Regions from separate parts of the Mus musculus genome. Here region 2 is linked to region 1. A link is a loop called in an ENCODE intact Hi-C map of the cell type or tissue named here. Cell type or tissue: heart. All regions are shown on one strand. Each heading gives the region's core, and the rest is flanking DNA. Links, peaks and the distances in the headings are about the cores only.

Region 1 (10,244 bases), core at 1,812-6,811:
ATTAAAAACAATGACATTATGAAATTTGCTGGCAAATGAATGGAACTAGAGAATATTATATTGAGTGAGGAAACCCAGACCTAGAAAAACAAACATGGTATGCACTCACTGATAAGTGGATATCAGCCACAAAGTCCAAAATATCCATGCTACAATCCACAGACTCAACAAAGCTAAGTAACTAGTAGGGCCCGTGGCAAGAACACTTGAATCTCACTGAGAAGGGGAAATAGAATAGACATGGGGGATGGATGAAGAGAGGGGATTGTGTAGGGGAGAAGTAGGGATGGAAACAGGAGGTATCAAGTGGAGGAAGAACTGAAGAAGAGAATACTGGGAGAGACAACTGGAATTTGGGGTGAGGAGGCATCTCTGGGAAGAGCTAGAAACCTAGGACAGTGGAAACTCCCATGAATCTAAGAGTAACCCTAGCTAAAATTCCTAGCAGTAGAGGAAATGGAACCTAAACCGGCCATCTCCTGTAACCTGGGAAGACTTCCAGTGAAGGGACTGAGACACCAACCCAGCCACAAAACCTTAAGACCCACAACTTGTCCTGATTATAAGATACACAGTGATAAAGATGGCACAGAAATTGAGGGAAAGGCTAACCAATGTCTGGTCCAATTTGAGACCCATAACATGAGAGGGAGCCTACCCCTAAAACCATTTATGATATTCTGATATACTTGCAGACAGGAGCCTAGCATAAGTCTCATCAGAGAGGTTTCATCCAGCAACTGATGGAAACTGATGCAGAGACCCACAAGAGGAAGAAGGAAAGGAAGGGTTGAAGGAGCCAGAGAGGTCAAGGACACCACAAGAAAACCTTCAGAATCAACTAACCTGGGCCATTAGGGGACCACAGAGACTGAACTGCCAGCCAGAGAGCATGCACAGGACAGACCTAAACCCTGTGCAGACATGTAACAGTTGTGCAGCTCAGTCTTTGTGTGGGACTCCTAAAGCAGCAGCAGGGGTTGTCTCTGACTCTGTTGCCTGCCTTTGGGGTCTTTGCCTAACTGGGCTGCCTTGTCTAGCCTCAATAGCAGAAGATGGGCCTAGCTCTACTGCAATTTGATAAGCCAAGGAGGGCTGACATCCATGGTAGGCCTCCCCTTTTCTAAGGAGATGAGGAGGAGTGGATGGGTGGGAGGTAAGTTGAGAGGGAAGGATTTGAAAGAGAAGAGGGAGGGAAAGCTGTGATCAGAATGTAAAGTAAATACATAAATTATTAACAAAAGGCTGGGGTTGTTTGATAAAGGAAAATTTATTAATACACACACATATACACACACACATATACACACATTTATATGTGTGTATGCCTCTGAGCTTACAATACTCTTCACAGAAACTATACTAACAAAAGCCATAGTACCAGTACAAGAAGTGTCTTCTCAAATGGTTGGCTAGGGTAGTCTAAGTAATTTCTGAAATAATATAGACAATTGCCATTGCCCTTGATTACCTTTAGAGGTTAAGGGTGGGCCCGTATTTCTTAAGACACTACACACTTAAGATACTGGAGTCAGATTATATGAGCTGAATCCAACTTGAAAATGTTCTTCCTTCAGTCTTGTTTCCATGGTTCCAGAAAATATTATACAAGCAGCCACAGGAGGGAAGCAATTATCCAGACTCAATACCTATGAACCAAAACACTGATCAGCATGGCTAAATAACCACAAAGGTACAATAAGGGACACTCACATGCTGATTGTAACAACTATCCAATTAAGCTTAAGTCCTACTCAATAGGAGGCAAATCATGTATGGGACTAGAAATATTAGCCAGCTTCGCAGGGTTAGTGAGGTGACAGATCTTAGAAAAAAATCTACTAGTATCACTTTGTTAGACCAATGTAATTCCTACTACACATAAAAACAGGTCTAAGATAGAAATCTACAGTTCTAAGTGCCTACATTTAAAGTAACAACAATAACAATAATAATAATGAGAAAAAAACAAAACAAAAATTCTGTAATAGAACAAGCCAATTCCAAACACAGTAGATGGCAAAAAAAAAGAAAGAAAAGAAAAAAAAATAGAAATAAAAGCAGTGATTAATGACATAGAAATGAAAACAATACAAAAAAAAAAAAAAACAATGATCGAAAAGCTTATTCTCTGAGAAGACAAATAAGACCAATAGATCCTTAGCCCAACTAACCAAGTAAATAGAGAAACCCAATTAACATAATCAGAAACGAACAGGAAAGCAACACACACCAAGAAATACAGAATGGTATAAGGGGATACTTTGAAAACATGTACTTCATTAAGTTGGAAAATCTAAGAGATGGATGAGTTCCTTGACTCATCCAAACTGCCAAAGTTAAATCAAGAAGAGTCCAACAATCTAAGCAGAGACACAGCACAGAGGGAGAGTAAGACAGCAATAAAAATCCTGCCAACTCAAAACCAACCAAACAAACAGGTGCAGACAGATTTCCAGCAGAATATTAGCAGACTTTGAAACCAATCCTTCTTAAACTCTTGAAAGAAAGAAAGAAAGAAAGAAAGAAAGAAAGAAAGAAAGAAAGAAAGGAAGGAAGAAAGGAAGGAGGGAGTGGGGAGGGGAGGGAGGAAGCCGGGAGGGGGGGGGAGAGAGAGGGGGGGAGGAAGAGGAGGAGGGAGGGAGGGAGGGGTAGGGAAGGAAGCACTAGAAGGCTCCTCAGGCATTAAGGCCCAGCAGAGCCTGCTATAGCAGCTCCCTACTGGGGGCAACTTGTCTAGCACTGATGGTTATCCCTAGCAGTCCTGCTGGGATCTGTGTTTTACCAACATCCAGTCCAGGGCTGCTGCAAATCTTACACTGCTAGTTCCCAATCCAGCATATAAAAAGCAAAAACAAAAGGAATTTAATGGTATTTTTGGAGGGTTTGTTTGCTTGCTTGCTTATTTGTCTCATATTGCTTTGTTTGGACACAGGTACACAGAATAGATATATTTACTGCAGATACAGAAGTTCACAGGATACTTACATTTAGAAACACAAGTACACACAGCTTCCTATTAGACTATGGGAACAATGCTTCAAAGCTACTTCTAAAGGGACTGCCTGCTCTCATACAACCAAGTAGAAAAGCATTGTATATTCAATTTTTATAGTTATACTACTGCAAAAACATCTATTGCCATGACAAACAAAAGGAAGACAGCTTTAAAAAGCTTTCATCTTAAAAGTTTTTCATCTTGATTTGGTTGTAAACACAGATCACTAAAATAAGTACAGTTATAAAAAAAAGAATGACTAGGAAAAGGGTAGGCAGGTACGAAAGGAAAGCATCTACATATTCCATATATGGCTCCTATTTAATACACACAGCCTAGTGCAATAGCTCCTATGACATTGAATGGTGCGGTAAGAAAGCCTATTTTCTGACATTTAGAGAACTGGAGAGTATAGTTATCAACACATATTGACTTGTTGATCTGGCTTGAGCCATATAGAGCCTATGTGAAGGACTATGGGCAATCAGATCTAGAACATGTTCTAGTCACTAACCCCTCTCCATAGATAACAACTCATGAGCAACAGCACGACAACAGCTACTGGAATGAACTAGAAACCAAGCAACAAGATTGTCAAGGACTGTGTGTGTGTGTGTGTGTGTGTGTGTGTGTGCAGGTGTGGGTGAAGGTACATGCATGTGCAGGTGCATGTGGGATGCAGAGGACAACCTCACATCAGTTGTGTCTCAACATTTTTGTCTGTTGTTTGTGTTGAGAAAAGTTTTCTTGTTAATACGCAAATCAGGCTGCAGGCTAGGTTGGCCGGTCAGCAAGCACCAGAGATCTGCCTGCATCTAATACCTGGCACAAAACCAAACCAAAACCGTCAGTCCAGGAACTGAAGTGCTGCAGGGCGAGCACTGTGCTGACTGAGATACCTTCCCTGTCATGTGGACTTCCTTTGAATTTACAAGTTTCCACAGTTAACATTCATGCTTTTTAAGTGATAAGGCCCAAGTAACACATTTCACAAGGAGATTTAGAATAGCAAATAAATGGCACCACATGCTAAGGCATTGCAATGCTAACTGCATATGCAGTTCTGTGACTCTACCTCCTAGACCCTGATAGCCACTGACAGGCTTCCTTAGCCTGAAGGTCACCTCTCCACTGCCACCTGGTGGCAAGAGGATTCACAGACCTGAAGATCAAATACTGCCTTCTGTTAACAGACATTTACTATCAGCTTTGCATTCCAGAGCCAAGGAGGGCAGAGCCCAAACACAAGGACTTGTCCTTCATCTTTCCAAAGCTTGTTTGCATGAAGACAAACTTCATTTCTATATAATCCTCCAATTCAGAAGCATCCACTAAAAAATGGTAAAATACACTGTGCATAGGATTTTAAAGAAACCTGAAAGCAGAAAGTGGCTTCATCTAGCAATGGACTCAAAGCTGTTCTGCTGAATAACTCTGGGGCTGGGGAGGGCTTGAATTAACACATGACCTGTGCAGTAGTGGAACCAGGTCATGCTCAGGATCCCTTTACAATATTCATCACTACTTCATGTGTCTTGGAGTTCACTGCCCAAAGAGTGTCAAAACTTCCCTTTAATACTATCTTAGCACAAGAAGTGCCCTGGTTTAGGTAAAGATCCAGAAAATAGTTTTAAAATATTTAGTCTGTATTTATAATGTATGTCTGTGGTTTTGTGCATTCACATGGTTTGCAGGTAAACATGCTTGTATGCAGACTCAGGGCCAGCAGAGGCATCAGGTGCCCAACTCAATCATTCTCCACATTATTTCCTAGGGACAGAGCCTCACACTAAGGATGAGGCTGACTGGTGGTCAGCCAGCTGCAATGGTCCTCCATACCCAGCTTCTTATTTGGGTGCTGGGAATTGTAACTCTAAGACTTTATACTTGCACAACAAGTATGCTTACCCACTGAGCCATCTCCATTGCCCCTTTTTAAAATTATTCAAACTTCTAATAACCATTGTCACTAAAATGTCAAGTTGAATATAGCTTCTTTCTTTTTTGAGAAGTTTATATGTGAGTATTCTATATTATTTTCCCTCCCTTCCCTCCCTCCAACTCCTCCCATGCCATCCTATTCCTGCTCAAATCCATGCCCCCATATCTTCAATTATAATGTGTATATACATAATATATATTACATGTAATATAATACATTATACATGTAAACTTACAAAAACAACTTCCTGAGGTCATTTAGTATTGCTAAAATGTATATGCATTTAGGTCTGATCACTTGGAATTGAAAAACCTATCAGGGGTTCATCCCTTGAGAAGAATGATGTCAGTCTCTCAACAAGTCATTAGTTGCCCACAGGTTTTTATCTAGGGATTGGGACTTGTGAGATTTCTACCGGTATACATTGACATGGCAACTGGTGTTGCCATTTACAGGTCTTACTGTTGTACAGACAACCATACTGTTGAGATTTCATAAATGCAGATTCCCTACCATGTACATAAGATACCACCTCACAGCAGATATCTTGTACAGATTGCCACTGCCTGAGTCACCTGTGATATAACTCCACAGAGCCTCTGAAGAATACCTTCATTGAGTACAACATCAGGATAACACAATCCACCATTACTAGTACTTCTTGGACATGTTGGTAGCATTTTCTCCCTTACTGTCACCAGATTTCTTACCAAGATGAGGGTAAATGAGAAGATTCAAAACATTTTTGCATTAATACTAGTCTAGAATTTTCTTTATTTTTACTAACATCTGGAAACTTAGATAAAAATCAAAGGTTTTTGTTTTTAGGACTGAAACTTGATATGAAGTTCAGTCTAGCCTCAAATTCATAGCAATCCTTCTGCTTCTGTCTCTCAGAGTGCTGGATTAAAGGAGTATACAACCATGCATGGTTCGAGTTTAATTTTAAGTAAATGAATATAGTACTGCCTCCTGAAAGAAAAATAGAGAAAGCAAATGCTAATGTATAGGAGCACATTAGAATACAGTGGCAGAAAAGGCTCACGAACCTTAGCAAGTAGATGACCGGGTAATGAAAGCTAACTGCCTGAAGGCAGAGAATGAAGATGTCAATATTTATAAGTGTGGTTAGCTATATTCAAAGAGAAGTCAGGATTATTTTTCTTATTTTTGTGTCAAATTTTATATTAGTGCAAAATAACTTTAAACATTAATGTTACTACCCAACTATAAAGATGATTACATATTACAGGCATCTGCTGTTTACGATGGATAGCCAGACAAAGATACTATTAGGATAAAGTAGAAAAGAAAAATTGCTAACTGCAGTAGACAATAGGTGTCCAAATCACAATACATCTGTAGTTGATGGCACCCAAATGGCAAACCTTGGCATAAGCACTGGTGGCTCCTTAAGGCACCATATTTTGCTACCACAGTTATTTAACACCTCACTGATAACTTGGTATAAATTATTTGATATCCATAAACCAAAACAGCATTACAATTTAGAAGGCTACAGTTAAAGCTTTACAATGAGAAAGTAACAATTACAAAGCACAGTTTATAAATGATGTGAACACACATCCACTTTAAAAAGACACAGTGCTCTTAGAGCTTTGCCAGGTTTTCTGTTTTGTTTGTTTGTTTTGTTTTGTTTTTAATGGAGTTTCTCCATGCTCTGTAAAAATTCTGTCTCAGACTTCTAAGAGCTGAGATTACAGGCACATTCCATCACAACTGAAGAGCCATTTTAGCTACTTGAACATTTATATGTTATCCTACTTGCATTTGGTTCAAAACTAACTCCCCCAAAATACTTTTTATATCTGAATATTGTACTAACAAAAACAAATATAGGAATATTAATATATTAAATATGATGAGTAACTTATTAACCCCAGACATAGGAACAAATAATATGTACTAGTACATTCATTAGATTCTTGTGTAGAATCAATTAATCATATGTTAAAACTCAACAATAATGATAATGATAAAAATTTAAGTTATTTTATTAGAGAAAATCAGTCGTTTTCTTTACCTTAGTCACTAGCATTTTCAAATACCATTGTTAATATATCTGAGAAATATATCATGAAAAAGAGCTAACATACAAGACCTACACTGAAATATTGACTTTGTAATATATTCTAATCTTGGGAAGTGTGATGGGTAATTCCAATAACAGTATTTAAAATTAGCAAAAAAGACAGGCCTTTGGACCTACTTGTGAGCAACTATCTATTTTAGGTTAACCTGAGTTTATGAGGCACTTTCTTATTATATGAACTGTATTGTTATATTATGTTATAATAATATTATACAATATATTAACTTGCTCTATATTCACATGTAGGGAAGAGTCATCTTACATGGGAGCTGTATTTGAGGGCAGGGTTGGAGGAGACAATCCGTATACAAGAGGATGCTTTGCCTGCCTGCCTGCCTGCCTGCCTGCCTGCCTCTGTCTCACTAGTGAGTTCATTTACCCTGATCTTGAGTTCATCCTTGGTCTTGCTCACACTGTACAGTTGCTGCAGCTGGTAGTGAAAACCAACTTCTTAGGTGACTGTCTTAGTCACGGGTCCATTGGTGGGAAGAGACACAGTGAGGAAAGCAACTCTTATGAAGCAAAGCATTTAACTAGAGCCTTGATAAATAACACTGTTACAGGTCATCATCATGGCAGAAAGCTCACAGGCATGGTGCTAGAGCAGTGGCTGAGAGCTTTACAGCCTCATCTGCAGGCAGTAGACAGAAAGAGAGAAACACAGACACACAGACAGAGAGAAACAGAAAAACAGAAAGAGGGAGAGAGAGAGAGACAGAGATATAAAGACAGAGACGCTGGACCTAATGTGAGCTTTTGAAACCACAAATCCCACTCCAAGCAACCCAGTTCTGCCAACAAGGCCTCACCTGCTTTAACAAGGCCACACCTCCTAATCCTTCTAATTCTTCTCAAACAGTTTTACTCTCTAGTGGCTAAGCATTAAAATATATGAGCCTATGAGACTCATCCTCATTTCAAGTACTACAGCCATCCAACATGGACGGAAGCACAGTGGCCTTCAGGAATCCTCCAGGCTTTGTCATCAGATTGACATTCCTGAGAGACGTTTTGTGGACTGAGCAGATACCAGATTCTTAGCATCTCTAGTATAAACACAGCCAATATTAGACAGTCCAGCCTGTATCATATTAAAACAATCAAATCTTCTTGGATATATATTTGCTTTATTGGTTATCTTCCTCTAGAGACCCCCCCCATATGCTATAAACTGTCAGCAAAGCAGTTCTAGAAAAATAGAATTGTAAGAATGAATTTCTGAAGTGGGAATGCTGGTATCTGGAGCTAGCTGCCCACCTCAATGACCTTTTTTTTGTATTAGATATTTTCTTTATTCACATTTCAAATGTTATCCCCATTCCTAGTTTACCCTCCAAAAACCTCCTATCCCTTTCCCCCTCCCCTACTCACCAACCCACCCACTCCTGATTCTTAGAACTGGCAGTCCCCTATACTGGGGCATATGACCTTCACAGGACCAAGGGTCTCTCCTCCCACTGATGACCAACTAGGCCATCCTCTGCTATATATGCAGCTAGAACCACGAGTCCCACCAAGTGTTTTCTTTGGTTCGTGGTTTAATCCCAGGGAGCTTGGGAGATACTGGTTAGTTCATATTGCTGTTCCTCCTATGGAGTTGCAAACCCCTTCAGCTCCTTGGATACTTTCTCTAGATCCTTCATTGGGGACCCTGTGCTCCGTCCAATGGATGGCTGTGAGCATCCACTTCCGTATTGGTCAGGCACTTGCAGAGCCTCTCAGGAGACAACTATATCAGGCTCCTGTCAGCAAGTTCTTGTTGAAATCCATAATCGTGTCTGGTTTTGGTGGTTGTTTATGGAATGGATCCCCAGGTGGGGCAGTCTCTGGGTGGTCATTCCTTCAGTCTCTGCTTCACACTTTGCCTCTGTAACTACTTCCATGGGTATTGTGTTCCCCCTTCTAAGAAGAAACAAAGTATCCACACTTTAGTCTTCCTTCTTGAGTTTCATGTGTTTTACAAATTGTATCTTGGGTGTTCCTAGTTTCTGGGCTAATATCTACTTATCAGTGAGTGCATATAAAGTGTGTCCTTTAGTGATTGGGTTACCTCACTCAGGATGATATTCTCCACATCCATTCATTTGTCTAAGAAATTCATGAATTCATCATTTTTAATACCTGAGTAGTACTCCATTATGTAAATTTACCACATTTTCTGTATCCATTCCTCTGTTGAAGAACATCTGGGTTCTTTACAGCTCCTGACTATTGTAAAAGAGGCTGCTATGAATATAGTGGAGCATGTATCCTTATTACATGTTGCAGCAACTTCTGGGCATATGCCCCAGAGGGATATTGCTGGATCTTCCAGTAGTACTATGTCCAATTTTCTGAGGAACTGCCAAATTGATCTCCAGAGTGGTTGTACTAGCTTGCAATCCCACCACCAACGGAGGAGAGTTCCTCTTCCTCCACATCTATGCCAGCATCAGCTGTCACCTGAGTTTTTGATCTTAGCCATTCTGACTGGAGTGAGGTGGAATCTCAGGGTTGTTTTCATTTCCATTTCCCTGATAACTAAGGATGTTGAACATCTTTTTAGGTGCTTCTCAGCCATTTGGTATTTCTCAGTTGAGAATTCTTTGTTTAGCTCTGTAGCCCATTTTTTAATAGGGTTGTTTCATTCTCTGGAGTCTAACGTCTTGACTTCTTTGTATATATTGGATATTAGTCAACTATCGGATTTAGGATTGGTAAAAATCTTTTCCCAATCTGTTGGTTGCCATTTTGTCTTATTGACAATGTCCTTTGCCTTATAGAAGCTTTGCAATTTTATGAGGTCCCGTTTGTTAATTCTTGATCTTACAGTACAAACCACTTGCAGAGAGAGAAATTAAGGAAAAAAATCTCATTAATAGCATCAAAACAAAAACAAAACCCCAAGAATTACCTTTACCAAGGGAGTAATCAGGCACAAAACTGACATGTAGATTAATGGAGAAAAACAGAGCCATATAACTATAGTAGCCTAAAACTCAAGAAAGGTGTCAAAAACATAAACTGGAGAGAAGAAGCCCCATGCTGGCTAAGACTGCTCACTGTGCTCCAGATTAGGAGGAGGGCTACAAAACGGAGAGTAAATGCCAGGTCAGAAGTGTAAGGTCAGTTGAGCTCACTGCACACACATGGGATATAAATTATCATCAGCATAGATTAAAGGGTATGGTAGGTCTAAGCACAACAGCAAT
Region 2 (10,244 bases), core at 1,875-6,874, 280 kb before region 1:
TTGTAAAGGTTGTCTCTGTATTTTACAAATGCTGATTTGTGAACTGGCAGAGATGTGATTAAAGGCTGGACTTTGATGTCATTAAGCATCATCTATTTCAGTGGTTTGTAAACACTCCCTCTCTTACCTTTTATTTAAAAGTTGATGGTCTATAGCAAAGGCAGAAAAGGAAGGTGCGACTTCTGGAGAGAGAGAGAGAGAGAGAGAGACAGAGAGAGACAGAGACAGAGAGAGAGACAGAGAGAGAGAGAGAGAGACACAGAGAGAGACAGAGACAGACAGAGACAGAGACAGACAGAGAGAGACAGAGAGACAGAGAGACAGAGAGACAAAGAAACAAAGAGACAGAGACAGAGAGTGGAGTCAGTTTGATGAGGGAGACTTGCTAGGGAGACTCTGAGAAAGATGTAAGCCAGAGTAAGAAGGAGAGGTTACTAAATAGCCACATGGCAGAACTTAGAATAGAATAAATGTGTTAATAAGTTATGTCCTAGTTGTGAACAAGCCTAGCTATAAGGCCTAGGCATTTATTCAGGAGCTGTCAGTCCCATTACACTAAACAGTAGTTTTAAAATTTTCATCATCTGAGACACGTTTCCATCAAGTATAGGGCCATCATGTAATGCTGTCACAACAGCATTTCTTTGAAAAGAAAAGCAGTACTAAAGCTAGTGCAGATATGAAGTCATACTTTCTAATACCCAACTGTTGCCCTGCTCTTTAAAGTCACAATACGTAGGTATTTGTTGTATTAACCCAAACTTGCAAGTGAGAGATTTTTCCCAATATTAAGTACAGTATCTGTTAGGCTTTCAGAACTTCCTGCAATGCATCTTACAGTCTGTCTCTGATCAAAGTGCAGATCAACAGATTCTGACTAGAATTTTAAAGATATTTTGAGTAACAATATGAGAGAACACTCTAGCTATTTTCTACCAGTATTAGAGAATATTACCAGTAATATTACAATATTACTGGCAATGAGAAATTAAACTCACTGATAATTAGATGAGCAAATACATTGATTAATCAAAATAACAAATTTATAACCCACTAAAATAAATGTCTTCTTCAAATACCTTAGTATTAGGACATGGAAAGATCTGTAGCTAATGGTCTGGGGATGGGTCAGGATCCTCTTTCAGGAACGTGAGTGTTGTTTGTCTTCTGCATATGACTCTTAGTCAAAAGGCTTGCCCAAAGTGTGGATTTCTCTCCAAGAGCATTCCATATTTAAAGATTAGCCGGTAATAAAGTGAAACAGCCTACCTCCTTGTTTCAGTTTGGAAGACTATGGAAGGAAATCTCAGCTCCTGACTTCCTCTGGGATACTGAATGACTCTTGTCTGGCCTGAGCTTTCTATTGCCGTGATAAAACAATATGACCAATGGCCTGGGAAGAAAAGCGTTTATTTCACTTTACAGCTTATAATTCGTCATTCAGGGAAGTCAGGGCAAGGACTCTAGTCAGAAAGACTCCTGAAGGAACTAAAGCCGAAGTCATGAAGGAGTGCTACATACTGGCTTATTCCACATTGTTTGATCAGCCTGATTTCTTTTAGCACCCAGGACCACCAAGGGTGGTGTTTCTTTTGGGACCCTGGGACAAGAGACTCAGGTGCATATTTTACATATGAAAACAGATCTGGCTTCCAGGTTCTCTCAGCATCCCTAAGTCTCTACCTGGCATACCCTATCCCCAACCCTGTACATTCCAGCCCAGGGGATGGGCTGCCCTTCCCTCAGACGCTCTTTGCTATACAATCTACACATTTTGCTCTCTCTCTCTCTCTCTCTCTCTCTCTCTCTCTCTCTCTCTCTCTCCCCACCCCCTGCCACAAGCCCTTTCTCCCCCCCCCCATGGCGACCCCCCCTGGCCTCAATTCTAGGGGGACAGTAAATCTGCTTTATAATCTAATCTGGTTTGAATTGGCTCATTTTACCGGAGAAAGGACCTATCAAGAGGCACCACCCACAGTGAGCTGGTCCCTTCCACATCAATCACTGATCACCACTGGCTTGTTCATAGGCCACATTGGTTGAGGGCATTTTCTCAGTTTAAGTACCTCAATGACTCTAACTTTGTCAACTTGGCATAAAACTAGCCAGCACACCTCTACTGCAACTTACTCCTGGCTCAATTGTTCTCTGTCTCCCTCCATAACCCCTACTTCTCTCACAATGGTAGGTGATGGCCACAAATGGCACATTCTCAATAATGCTACTCCACATAAATCAGGGAGTTTTGAAAGTATGGCCCACGTCTACTCATATATGGAAATGTCAGAATAAATTCATTATTTTGTACAATTTGTGTACGCTAATTAAAATGTTTAAAGAAAATTAGTCAGAATCTACAATGGGACTTGGGGGCTGGCTCACCTGCCATACAATTGCAAATGAGAGTCCTCATCCTGGTGAGAGGATTCCTAAAAGCACCTAATATGTTATGACTTTGAATGACTCCAGTTTTTGTTATACTAAACACAGGGAGTTCTTTCCTGTTTTGACTTTCCTCTTGCTAGGAGGAGACTGCCACCTTCAGGACACCCACTAATGACGTGTGTGTGTGTGTGTGTGTGTGTGTGTGTGTGTGCGCGCGCCTGCCTGCCTGCCTGTACTGTGACGAGGCTCTCATTAACTGGGGAAACTGGTACAAAGAAATTTCGTCTCCACTCCACTCCGAGTTCTTTCTACAGGTCCAAGACTTATGGGACTTGAGCATCACAGCTTTTGCATGATCATTTAAACGACAGTAAACATTTGTCGAGCGCTTACTACACCGCCAAGTGCTTTCACCACAGCTGTGAGACAGGAAGTACTATCACGACATCCTCACTGAGAAAACGGGAATGAAATGATAGAGGAACAGCGGGGGCCGCAAGACGGAACTCAGTCGGTCCACATTCCAGGACTGCCTACAGCACCAAAGCCTAACAGGCCTCCCGCTACGCCCGAGCATGCGTAGAGAGACACCGAGGCGCCCGCGGTCGCAGGGCGACAGAGGTCCAGCATGCCTTGCGTGTCCCGCAAGATGGCGGCGCCCATGCTGAGGCGCCTGTGCCGCGTTCCGCAGTCCCTGGTCTGGCTACGAGGGTCGCGTGCGGTGCGCCCGGGCGCGCGGGGAATGCTGGTGGCACCGAGGGCCCGCGGCTTGTTCAAGGAGTTCTTCCCCGAGAGCGGCACGAAGACAGAGCTCCCCGAACTCTTTGACCGCCGCAGGGCGGGCTCGTCCCCCCAGACGGTGTACTGCGGCTTCGACCCCACGGGCGACTCGCTCCACGTGGGGCACCTGCTAACTCTGTTGGGGCTCTTCCACTTCCAGCGAGCCGGCCACAACGTGATCGCGCTCGTGGGAGGCTCCACGGCCCTCCTGGGGGACCCCAGCGGCCGGACCAAGGGGCGCGAGGCGCTGAGCGCCGAGTGCGTGCGGGCCAACGCGCACGCCCTGCGGCGAGGGCTCGAGGCCCTGGCGGCCAACCACGCGCGCCTCTTCGCGGACGGCCGGCCCTGGGGCTCTTTCACGGTGCTGGACAACGCGGCCTGGTTCCAGGAGCAGCACCTGGTGGATTTCCTGGCCACGGTGGGCGGCCACTTCCGCATGGGCACTCTGCTGAGCCGGCTGAGCGTGCAGTCGCGTCTCAAGAGCCCCGAGGGCATGAGCTTGGCGGAGTTCTTTTACCAGGTGCTCCAGGCCTATGACTTCTACTACCTTTTCCAGCACTATGGATGCCGGGTCCAACTGGGCGGATCAGATCAGTTGGGCAACATCATGTCTGGCTACGAGTTCATCCACAAGTAAGCTGGAATTGTTAGAGCCTACGGAAACCCGGGGACGAGTATACAGAAGTAGTGTGTTATTCGTTAGGAAGATTGTAAGTTAGAGCTGGGAGTTAGAGCTGCTGGAAGCAGACCGATATTCAAGATTTGGATTGTGTCTGTTTTCCCTAAGTCGCCTTTAGTTTCTTTAGAAATTGTTATTTATCCTGAAAATAATTGGACTTCTGTTTAGAACCGTGTGCACTAATTTAGCTTTTCGCCTCCATAAAGATTTTCACAGCGTTTTCTTTTTTTAAAGATTGATTTATTTATGTATGAGTGCTCCATCTCTATGTAACACCTGCATGCCAGAAGAGGGCACCAAATTCTTATATTATATCCCACATGGTTGCTGGGAATTGAACCCAGGATCTCTGGAAGAACCACTGAGCCACCTCTCCAGTCCTCACAGTTTTCTTGAGGAACATAGATTATATGGCTGGTTCGTGTGCTACACGACAAAACTCATTTAAAAATATTAAAAGCCACCTTCTAAATGTACCTCCTGGTATCCTTTCGCCCAACTTTGTCATTTTTCTACCTGATCCTTCAAAAATCAAGTCCTGTTGACCTGCTCAGGTGCATTCCTCAATTGCACTTAAGCACGACACATGTAGATATAAAATGCGTGTTTTTATGGTTCTTGAGGACCTGAGTCCAGACTGAGAAAGGGTTTTAAAAACATATAGTAAGTAACCAGACTTAAATGTGTACTGTGCTTGGTGGAACTAATTGTGCCTAACAGAATACCATGAATGTATGTGTAGGTTGACTGGAGAGGATGTGTTTGGAATCACTGTACCTCTAATTACAAGTACAACTGGAGCAAAGCTGGGAAAGTCTGCTGGCAATGCGGTTTGGCTAAACAGAGAGAAAACATCACCGTTTGAACTTTATCAGTTCTTTGTCAGACAGCAAGATGATTCCGTAGAAAGGTAAGCTTTAATAGGCATTTGAGAAAAATTAATATGTAGTTATGATTCAGTTTTAGCTAGTGAATCTTTTTCTTTGTAGGTTTTTTTCATTGATTCTATTTAAGGTGTAAATTATTATGTCACATGATATTGCCATTTTTATTTTTACGATACTAGAGTTGAACCCAGGGCTGAATGGCTATTTTATTAGGTAGGTGCTTAACTATTGAGCTACATCCCAGGTCTGGAGAGAAAAAAAAAATGCGATGTTCTAAGTTGCTCAAGACAGCCTCTGGCTTAAGTCTTACCTCTTACATCTTTTGAGGCTTGGAACTTAGCCATAGAATCCCAAAAGTAGGTAGCTGTTGTGAAGACACCTACTCATGTGAGTCTAAATTGTGTACTCTATCTTAATCTTCATAAACTAATTTTGTTTTATTCTTGCTGGTCCTCAAATCTTTTGTTGTATAATCACGGATCCAGCTTTACCCAAGTGCAAATTTCAAAGGGGAAGAAAACTCAAGTCAGATGTGTTGGTCTGTGTTTCCTGTTGCACCAATAACAGTACCAACTATTCTAGAGTGATGCAAGAATAAACTTAGAGATCTTTGAAATAATAGTTGCCAATCCTTACTAAAATAAATTGTATATAAACTATGGTCTTACATAACCTCTACTGGATAGCATGCCTAACAGAAATTCATGCATGTGTATTCTAAGAACAATATAGGTACTTGTGGCATGATTAGCATATGTTCAAAAGGAGACACAATGGCCACAGTAGAGTAAATCACAGAATATTAGTAGCTTTGAAAGCTGTGCTTGTGACATCATAAGTGAATATGCTGGTGTGCCAGAGTAAGTTAGAAATAAAAATGCATTTTTTATGATTTTACTCATAATCTTGTATTTCTTTTATTTTTTTTTTCTTTTTTTTTTCTTTTTTTTTTTTTAAGAGCTAGTCTTTTTTTTTTTTTTTTTTTATTTGTTGGGTCCTAAGACTTCTTTGTATGCTCTTTTTTTTTTTTTTTTTTTTTAATTTATTATATGTAAGTACACTGTAGCTGTCTTCAGACACTCCAGAAAAGGGCGTCAGATCTCGTTATGGATGGTTGTGAGCCACCATATGGTTGCTGGGATTTGAACTCCGGACCTTAGGAAGAGCAGTCAGGTGCTCTTACCTGCTGAGCCATCTCACCAGCAATCTTGTATTTCTTAAGAGGATGATTTCATAGGTTTTGCTTCATAATGGTTCACTACGCTTTGTGATAGATATGTGCTTTTTCTTCATAGCATTTTTGCAAAAGTTAACATATGGAATACTCTTCATTTTTGTTTTTAATTTATTTTATTTGTATGAGTACACTCACTGTATCTGTTTTCAGACACCAGAAGACAGCATCGGATCCCATTATAGATGGTTTGTGAGTGACCATGTGGCTGCTGGGAGTTGAACTCAGGACCTCTGGAAGAGCAGTCAGTGCTCTTAACTGCTGAGCCATCTCTCTAGCCCTCTCATGTCAAAATTTTAAGGATATACATAAAACAAAAATGTCAAAGTATGCTTAGGAAGGAGGCACACATTTCTGCACCATTTTGTTACTTAAGGAAAATGGAAAATAAGTATTGAAAAATATTGCCCATTGGGGTTGTGTGTCTTAGTGTACTGTATAAGTACATGCTACAGCTTTTCATTAATAAATTCAAAAGTGAATTTAGGATTTTTCTTCCCAAGATAAGCTAGTGGATGCACATGGAATGTTTCATCTCTGTCCTGCAGGTACCTGAAGCTTTTCACTTTCCTTCCCCTCCCAGAGATCGATCACATCATGCAGCTACATGTCAAAGAACCAGAAAAGCGAGTTGCTCAGAAACGACTTGCTGCAGAAGTAACAAAGCTTGTTCACGGACAAGAAGGTCTGGACTCTGCTAAAAGGTTGGCTTTACAACAGCTAATGGGCTAGTTAATAGTCCTAGCTTGATATATCTATAACACAGCTTCTTTACACATAAGGCTCACAGAACATCTTGGGAGAAGGGGACAAGAGGGTATCTGGGAAATTGGCTGTGAGATTGTGTCCTGGAAATGACAAGGAAGCTTTACCTACAATACCACAGTATGACTGCCTAAACATGTATGTATGTATGAATGTATGAATGAATGTATGAATGTATGTATGTCAACATGGAAGGGAGAAATCTCATGAGGTCCCACACCTCAACAAAGAACTACAGGCAACTAAGGAATTCTGAGAGAAGTTAAGACTTAATGAAAGTTAGTGGATAGACAAGAAAAATTGGAAATGATGTTTTAAGAGTTTCTTATGGATTACTAACTTGTACTGTGTTTAACTTAAGAATTTTTATGTTGTCTTTACTAGAGAAGTCTTTAAGTTAGTGAATTACACAAAATAGATATTGCTGTTGAAACATATACTGTGGAACACAGTGGGCACTCTATAGTTATTTGGTGGTTTGTGTGGGGTTGTGGGTGAAACAGTCCCTAATGTAGCTTTATGTTTTTCAGGTGTACACAAGCCCTTTACCATAGCAGCATAGAGGCACTGGAGGTCATGTCTGACCAAGAGTTAAAAGAATTGTTTAAAGAAGCTTCATTTTCTGAATTAGTTCTTGATCCTGGAACGAGTGTCATAGACACATGCCGTAAAGCAAATGCCATTCCTGATGGCCCTCGAGGGTAAGGTTTTGTGATTTTTAATTCGCAGCAAAATGTTGTGCTTCACATAATGTTTCCAGGGTGTTTTCCTGGTAGTGCTTTAATGTAACTCATTTCTTGCAGAAGTTGGGTTAAGCCAAACAATAAAGTCAAACCGGGAGTTCATACAGTAGAAAATACCTTGAACTCTCTGAAGGACTCCTTCAAGTGTTGCATCATTCAGCTCAGGGATTTGTTGACAGAGAGGTGAAAAGATTCGTACGACCTCCCTCATACTTTGCTTGTAGCCTCAGGGCTTTGGAGGATAGGATCTATTTTAAAATTTAATTACTGAAAAGAAATGAGAATAGAAATAGAACTTCATAAAACTTATAAACTAGAAAGTATTCTGGAGAATTACCTTTTTCTTTTGCAGAAGAAAATGGCATATTGCAATTTCTTAGTTCTACCATATTATTAGGGAATACTTTTGCTCTACAAGAAGTGATATGGAATGCAATGTCCATTTATAACAGTAACAGGTAGAAGGAAAAGCAATAACCAGAAAACCCAAGTAAGTGCTTCATCCCTTGGACCCTGTACATAAAGTTCCTGTCACTTGCTCATGGTTACTACGAGTGACAGTTGTTACAGTTGCTTTCTTTGTTTTGCAATGTTTGCCTCTCCAGTGAGATCTAAATTGTGTGTGTAGATAAATATGTCTCCTCCCTGTTCATGACCTGCCACTCAACCTTATTTATTTATTCCCTAATAATGTACCAAATTTAACCTGGAGTCAAATTCTCTGTACATCAAGTCTAGTTTTCTGCATCTTCTTATGAACTTCACTGATAACTAATTTGCTGATAACTAAGTTTAACCTCTACTTAAATCACCCAAATTAGCCAGAGTCAGAAGTAATGCTGCATTTTTCATACCATAAATAGGGTTGGCCTATATAATATTCAGCCTGGAAACAGCCTGCCTAGAAGAAATACAGTTGTAAATAGGATTTTGTTGTGGGCTTGATTTTATAAAGCTGTGTTCACTGAGCTGCTTAACTTTTGTTTAGTAACACATGCCACTTTCAAGGGTCCCTTTTGTTTCCTCGCCTTGTCAAAATCCTGCTGTCATCCAGTGTCTTAACACCTTATGTATCAAGGAAGTTCCCAGAGCTTACGACCCAGTCAGTGTTCCCCAGTCCTTCATCTAGTCCTCACAGCACAGCACCGTGCTAGAGAAACTGGTATGTCAGCATTGTCCTCTCTTTAACACTAATGTTTGTTTAGCACACAGTAAGCTCTTTATTGCGTGAACTGAATGTAAAATTCAGTTAAACTTTTTATCATATATTTATTAAACCAGCTATTGATTTCCCATTTATGAAATCAGCTGATTAAGTATTTTGTTTTTATTTTAAACAGTACTAGTTCATAGTCTCAGAATTTTCCAGTTTCTTATCATTTCTAAAGATTCTAGTGGGGTTATTTATTACCTGGATCTACAGGTAGCATACTTTAAAAGCAAAATTGTTCTTTTTTGTTTTTAGGAATCTGGGAGTTTTCCCACCACAAGACTAGATAAATTCTGAAAGTGAATCTGTCAAAGCTGATATATTTCTGTTTTTTGTTTTTTGTTTTTTTTTTTAAGACAGGGTTTCTCTGTGTAGCCCTGGCTGTCCTGGAACTCACTCTGTGGACCAGGCTGGCCTCAAACTCAGAAATCCACTTACCTCTGTCTTCCAAGTGCTGGGATTAAAGGCATGTGCCACCATTGCCCTGCTCAAAGCTGATAGAGTTGAGCCTGATGGTTCAGGCCTGTAATCTCAGATACTTGAGAAACTGAGGTAGGAAGATCACAATTGTAAGAGCCACCTGAGCTGCAGTGTTAAGTTCAGATGAGCACAGGCAGCTTCCTGACACCTTACCTCATGTGTAAGGCATTAAGTCAGGTCAGCTGAGTGCTCCTAGTTATAAAACTTTTCTATTTTCAGGTATCGGATGATAACAGAAGGTGGAGTCAGTATAAATCACAGACAGGTAACAAATCCTGAAAGTGTTCTAGTAATTGGACAACATATTCTCAAGAATGGACTTTCCTTACTTAAAATAGGAAAAAGGAATTTCTACATTATAAAATGGCTTCAGTTGTGAAAGGTTTTGTCCAAATTTGTCCATCATCCATTTTCAAAATGTGGAGGTCTTCGGAAACCCAAGAGTGGAATATACACAAGGCCCCTCACAATGTAAATACTCATGTGCATTTCAAAATAAAATGTTACTTAATTGTAGTTCATTTCTTTACACAAGAACAATCCTTGCTCCTTGGGTTGAAGAAGTGGTGCAGTGGAAATGACTGTATAAAGTTGCATAGTAGGTAAGGCGCAGAGCACTTTACTGATTGCAGTAGTACAACATAGCTCTACAAACTAGCCAAGCTTCTGTCTGTTTAGACATGAGAAATCTGTTGTAAAGTTAAACTTTTTTTTTAATTAGGTATTTATTTCATTTACATTTCCATTGCTAACCCAAAAGTCCCCCACATGCTCCCCCACCCACTCACTCCGACTTCTTGGCCTTGGCGTTCCCCTGTACTGAGGCATATAAAGTTTGCATGACCAATGGGCCTCTCTTTCCACTGATGGCCGACTAGGCCATCTTCTGATACATATGCAGCTAGAGACATGAGCTCCGGGGTTCTGGTTAGTTCATATTGTTCCACCTATAGGGTTGCAGTTTCCTTTAGCTCCTTGGGTACTTTCTCTAGCTCCTTCATTGGGGGCCCTGTGATCCATCCAATAGCTGACTGTGAGCATCCATTTGTGTTTGCTAGGCCCCGGCATAGTCTCACAGGAG

The links. A loop is a pair of places that touch in the nucleus more often than their neighbours do. Peaks named below come from ENCODE experiments on the same cell type or tissue, not always from the same donor. Only the 100,000 strongest peaks of a DNase experiment are listed, where the experiment ranks them.
Region 2: it touches region 1 in a loop (4-fold over the local background); 8 of 42 quality-filtered maps call a loop at or near these places.

What each region holds. Positions count from the first base shown.
Region 1 is chr16:16,580,715-16,590,958 of GRCm38, forward strand. The region is part of intron 1 of Fgd4 (FYVE, RhoGEF and PH domain containing 4); the gene reads right to left. Among named protein-coding and RNA genes, the nearest start is that of Fgd4, 14 kb to the right of the region's middle. In heart, for the core only: a CTCF peak has its summit at 4,143 (motif pointing left); no DNase peak of the experiment used is centred there.
Region 2 is chr16:16,299,950-16,310,193 of GRCm38, forward strand. It overlaps Yars2 (tyrosyl-tRNA synthetase 2 (mitochondrial)), which reads left to right and starts at 3,016. Exons shown (of 5, transcript NM_198246.2): 1 at 3,016-3,798; 2 at 4,587-4,754; 3 at 6,514-6,669; 4 at 7,261-7,431; 5 at 9,383-9,691. The coding sequence starts at 3,035. The coding sequence ends at 9,542. In heart, for the core only: CTCF peaks have their summits at 2,514 (motif pointing left), 2,720 and 4,126 (motif pointing right); DNase peaks (open chromatin) are centred at 2,682, 2,972 and 3,462; H3K4me3 peaks cover 2,492 bases; H3K27ac peaks cover 1,908 bases.